Regions from separate parts of the Homo sapiens genome. Here region 2 is linked to region 1. The links are chromatin loops, found by intact Hi-C in ENCODE. Cell type or tissue: MCF 10A. All regions are shown on one strand. Links, peaks and the distances in the headings refer to the core of each region. The heading gives the core; the rest is flanking DNA. Region 1 overlaps LYSMD2 (LysM domain containing 2). Region 2 overlaps LOC105370816 (a long non-coding RNA gene).

The links. Hi-C counts contacts between places; a loop is a spot of excess contacts. Peaks named below come from ENCODE experiments on the same cell type or tissue, not always from the same donor. Only the 100,000 strongest peaks of a DNase experiment are listed, where the experiment ranks them.
Region 2: it touches region 1 in a loop (4-fold over the local background); 14 of 110 quality-filtered maps call a loop at or near these places.

Annotation. Positions count from the first base shown.
Region 1 is chr15:51,725,018-51,727,941 of GRCh38, forward strand. It overlaps LYSMD2 (LysM domain containing 2), which reads right to left. Exons shown (of 3, transcript NM_153374.3): 2 at 1-104. Among named protein-coding and RNA genes, the nearest start is that of LYSMD2, 11 kb to the right of the region's middle. RefSeq lists a silencer at 1,396-1,455. In MCF 10A, for the core only: no CTCF peak of the experiment used is centred there; a DNase peak (open chromatin) is centred at 1,504.
Region 2 is chr15:51,648,954-51,651,877 of GRCh38, forward strand. The region is part of intron 2 of LOC105370816 (a long non-coding RNA gene); the gene reads right to left. Among named protein-coding and RNA genes, the nearest start is that of DMXL2, 28 kb to the left of the region's middle. In MCF 10A, for the core only: a CTCF peak has its summit at 1,162 (motif pointing right); a DNase peak (open chromatin) is centred at 1,158.

The DNA of each region.
Region 1 (2,924 bases), core at 228-2,727:
TTAAACAACAAAGGCTTCTCTGATATAACTGGGATGTTCAAAGTTTTCTTCAGAAATATACAATCATTGGTAAACAGTTTATTGGCCCTTTTAATCTGTTCCATCTAAAATATAAAAAAGGAGACACAGAATTACATATAACCAAGTCAAGGAGTAAGATTTATTATACAATACAGAACTACCAATATTCATAAGCAAAATGTACACAATGCTTTCTTGGGATTTGAGACTCTTCATTCAGGTTTGGTAACCTCCCCAGATATCTCTAGTTATTTCAAGAGATGTTGGAGAATTGTTTCCCAATTTTTAAAAAGGACAGACTAATTTTTCCACATTATACTATTTCTACTACAAGGCAGCTTTTAACATCAGTGGACTTAAATCTCTGAAGTTTAAAAATGTAAAATTTTTAGCACTTAATAAATTCCATTCTTGTTTTAACATTTCTATTATCTGATTTTTTTTAAACTTACCATTGCTGCTGTTTTACTTATGAAGTGCTTCCCATGTCTCTAGAACTGTACTTAGTAAATACAGTTACTGTATGAACATGAGCTTGTTACTTATATCATTGATCCTTTCTCCTCATGTGTAAAACAGGTACCATCTACCTTTCACAGGGTTGTTGCAAGGATTAAATGAGAGCTTATATACCCACTCACATCAAGGAAATATATATATATGAGAGAATATATAAAAATATATGTACATTCTATACATATATTCCCATATATATCTATATGGAAAGAGAGAGAGAAAGTAGTGATTAGAGTGTCTGGCAGTGGATGGTACTTACTACTCTCCACTTTGCGATGAAGAAATCAAAACACAAAAGAGATGGTAGATTTGACCAAGTACATATGGCTCTTTAAATGTTTAAAATGGGATTTTTGTCTGACTCCGAAGTCCGTACAACATCTGAATTAAAGTACACAACTAATGAAATCACATTATGGGGAGCCTTTAATGCCAAATGAATTCTGAGTAAAAACAAAAAAATTGTATTTCTACTTCAAAAAGCCTGCAAAAACAACAGTCAACTAAGTGGACCCTGTTCATCCTGCTTTGTTATAAGCTGATTCCATGCAAATAGTACATGTAAAGCTTTCTTTTTTCTTCTAAAGATACTCCATTAAAGGAATGAGATTTTTAAAAAGGATGGTCTTTTGTGTTCTCGTTTCTAGTTTAAGGGGAGAAAGAGAACATAAACATGGGCAGGTGCCTTTTAGAGACAAAATTAAAATCTAAAAACCCCAAGTATCTCTGGTCTAGTTCAGGTTTGAAAGGGTTAATAACTTGGACACTTTGCCCGTAGCAGGTTCAGGTATACCTATTGCTATTTCGCCTTTAGGACCCCTAGATCTTGCCCCCAAGCATCCAGCTGCTCTATCTCTCTTAGTGCATAGGCTTCCAATGACACTAAGCCCTCCCCTGGCTCCAGAGTGAGCATATGACTCATTCCTGCCCTGGGGAGCATCACAGGCTTTTGTGATAGATCACAGACCCATGACAGAATCATTCAGACATGCAAAGAGACTCCTGCAGGACGGTAGTCGAGGGGAGAGTTCTCTACTGCTTTCTGCTGGAAGGAGATAGGCTGGAGATGCTGGCAGTCATCCTGGCACCTTGTGGAATCTGATACTGGAGTCACCTTAGAGGTGAGCATTTGAACTTCTGGATCACAGCCTGAAGACAGAACATGCTCAGTTCCAAGATCCACTAAACTCCACTTGGAGTTTGTTTTTTGTTTAGGCCAATTTGAGTTAGGTTTTCTGTCACTTGTAGCTGAAAGAGCTCTTGCTGATACAGTGCCCTTTGAAATGCTTATCAGAAGGGGACTACGACTGCTAATAGTCATTGCTTCCTGGGAATAATGATGGAAGACAGAAACAGATGGGACCAGGATCCAAACTGCTGAGCAGAGCTAGGAACTGCAAGAGTACACTATTAATTCTTTGAGGGCAAGAACTGGTTATTGCTATAGCCTTCCTGGTCTGACAAAGATCTCATACACACTAAGTGCTTAGGATGGATGGACAGGTGGATGGAAGGATGGATGGATGGATGAATTAACGCAGGTCAGAGGAGTGGGCATGGAAGATGAAGTAATCAGAAATGGGTAGTAAGTTATCTGTCGTGCTGCTTATTCTCCTTTCAAACCCACTCTCCCCTCCCAATCCATTCCTCCACTCTTCTTGGGCTTATTCTAAACCCTAGGAGGCTGACTTTTTAAGAACGGCATTACCCAGGTCCCCTTGTCCTTGGAATTCCAGTTGGTTTTCAAACAGCAGCAGAACGACCTTACCATAACCAGTGGCTGCATTCCTCTCTGGTGAGAGTTCCTATCAGGAGTCCCAGATCCAAGGCTCCAGATCTTGCCAGTGTTCCCTTGGCCCTTCAGGCCTAGGGGTAATGTCTCCCTGCTATTGCTAGTCTCTGGGTGCTTCAACTTCCCTTGTTGGTTCCCTCAACTATGCCCACATTCAGTAAATGTCCCTTTATTAAACTCTCTTCGGCCACATCCTCTGAGAGTGTTATCTGTATTCTGCTGCAATGCTGACAGATACATCTATCATACAGAGCACAATGGGCCATCAAGGCCAGGCAAGGGGCCTACAGAGGACTAGACAAGGTGACAGACTCAGAGGCTGTGTGCAGTCAGGGAGTCCACAGGCAGTGAAGGGCTAGGCTCCCCCTGGCTTCTGTACATACTGCTGCACAAGTGACTCACTATAACTGGTCCACAAGCTTCCTAAAGTCAGGGGCTCCACTGTCTTCATCTCAATGTCATTAGTAAGCATTTAAGATGTATGTGGACCTTTATGGTCTAGACTACAAGATGACACACAAGATGACAGAGTCAAGAACACCAGGGATATTCAGACACAGTTAGCAACAAGGTGGGAACCAATCTAAGGACAGGG
Region 2 (2,924 bases), core at 187-2,686, 76 kb before region 1:
TCATAGGTGGGAACTGAACAATAAGAACACTTGGACACAGGGTGGGGAACATCACACACTGGGGCCTGTTGGGGGATGGGGGGCTGGGGGAGGGACAGCATTAGGAGAAATACCTAATGTAAATGATGAGTTGATGGGTGCAGCAAACCAACATGGCACATGTAAACAAACCTGCACGTTGTGCACATCTACCCTAGAACTTAAAGTATAATAATAAAAAAAGATGTATGTGTATATATAAAACTATATCACAAATTTGATTTTTTGATATTTTAATAACTGTATTCCAATGTAATTGATTTCCTGTTTAATGCTTTGTATTTCATATTATGTGTTTTTAAATGTCTCTCTGGGGCCCATATGCTCTACAAGATTTTCCAAAGGGTCTAGAGCCCAATAGAAACTGATATAAAAGCAGTGAGAAGCACTAGAAGGACTAAATTAGAGAAGGGAGGACAAGGCAGGTCCAAGATAGGTATTTTAATTTCTCTGGCACATAGTAAGCACTGAATATATGTTAATTACTATTGTTATTGCTAATATTTTTATGTATACCCTTATAGTTTTTTAGCTGTGTGTGGCATATACTACTTTGTTATCTCCATTTTTCACTCAAAAGTATATCATAAACATCATTCATTGTCATTACATACTTTTAAACCTCATTTTAATGGTCAAAGAGTGGTTAATTGCAGAGACGTATCATTATTTATTCAATTAATCCTCAATCGCAAGATATTTAGATTCTTGTTTTACTTAGTAAAAATAAACACTGCAATAAACACCAATGTTAAGTCTTTGCAGCATCAGTGTTAAATCTTAAAGTATCCATAATTATTTCTTTAGGATAGACCCTAAAATTAGAATCAGCATGCATTACTCAGTGTGCTGGATGTGAAATCCAGTCTGTCCAAGATTTCCACTTCAGCTGTCCTCTTAGTTGGGATTTCATCTTTCCTCCTTGGTTCACACATACATAAGCAACTGTCTGAGCTTACCCTCCTGGTTCAACCAAAGCCCCCAGTGTTTAAACACACACACACACATACACACACACAGAGAGTCAGTTTTGTCTGTTCTTACTTTCTGTACAGAATTAAGGCAACAGGAAGGATACATGAAATCAAGGGACAAAAGCTAAATTCCTACCATCCACCTGGTGGCAGTATTTCCTAAACGTTGGCAGAATATACAGGCAGTAATAGGTACCTTCTGTTATTTCAATAGTATTTTCTATGCAAATCCAGTCCTATAAAGTGGTGTACCATGTCACAATGAATGAAAAAAAGAATTATTCTGGCAAACGCTAGGTCAATACAGTTGTATAGTAATTCTAGAAGTTTCCTTTGAGGACTGCCAAAACAAATATCTTTGTTTAAAAACAAAAAAAAAAAAAGCTATTTTTAAAAAGCTTGTAAAATTAATTTTTCTCATTAAGAATATTATAAGATTGCAGACATTTTTAGAAATAGAGAAAGGAAGTCACATATATTTTTACTAACATAACCCGTTAGCATATTGTTATGCTCCTTTCTGATCCTTTTTTCTCTAAGCACATTTTTATAATTGTAATCAAGCTATACATAAAATTGGCTTATACTCTCCTTTTGGCATTAATCACATTGAAAAATTAATATACTTAAATAAAATATATTAAAGTATACTTATAAAATATACTTATTTCTGGGAGAGGTGGTCACAGGTGATATTTACTTCTTTAAACACTTTTGTATTTCCTACTTTTAAAATCAGAAAAAATTTAATCCTAAAAAATCTATTTGATTCCATTTACATCCTATACAACCCCACATTTCTATCCCTAGGTGAATCTCCAACAAATAGGTATAAAAATGTGCCTCAAAATGCAAAGGTACCAAGAAAAACAAAACAAACAAACAAAAAAGGCAAAGGTACTAAATTGTTTACAGGAACATCACTTCAATTCTCAGTTGATGGCTTTGCTTCCCATTCACTGAGAAAATGACCTACGGCATCTTGTCTTTATTAGCTCTCTGACTTCACTCCATCCCTCTCTACTCCTTTCCTCCTTGCTCACTTTACTCCATTCCCACTGGCCCCTTTGCCATGCCTAGAACAGGCCAGGCATAATCTCACTCCAGGGACTTTTACCATACTCTTTCCTCTGGAGGCTTTGCCCCAGATATCCACAACGCTAGCCCCCTCATTTCCTTCTCAAGTCTACACAAAAGTCACCTCCTTATTGAGACCTTTCAACCCCACCTCTAAATGTCATGTCCTTCTTCTCTGCTTTATTTTTTCTCCTATACACCCATAACTTTCTAGCAATGTGTATTTTGCTTATCTGTTTTATTTCCCTTTCCACCTGAATGCAAACTCTGTGAAGGCAGGTTTTGTGTCAGTTTTGTTCAGTGACGTTCACTGAGTGTTTTGTTCACTGCTTATTCTATTTGAGGCACAGAATATGAATGGCACATGATATGTACTCAAGAAATACTTACTGAACAAATAAACGAATAAATGATGGCAGCCTGAACTAGGGCAGAGGGGAGATTGAGAGGAGGGAGATGGACTGGACAAGCAGAATAACAGTGAATAGCAGGTTGTGGGATATGATGGTGCAGTCGCATAGGACCCTCAGTGCCTCTGGATAATTGGCTTACATCTTCTTGAGATGCAGCATGAGTGAGGGAGGAAGGAGCTTGAGTAGTTGCATTTGAGACTTGAGATGCTTGCCGGTCATCCAGTGCTCTAGGTAACTGGATATGTATGTGGTCAAGGGAGTGGTCAGGGGTGGAGATACAGAGGATGGCCTCAAGTCTGGAAATACAAATAATATTATCTCATGTATTTTAATATCAATAAAAAATACATTACATATTTACTCCTGTTTCCATTGTAGAATCTTCATTATTATTGGGGAGAGAGTAAATGAAATGAGTTCA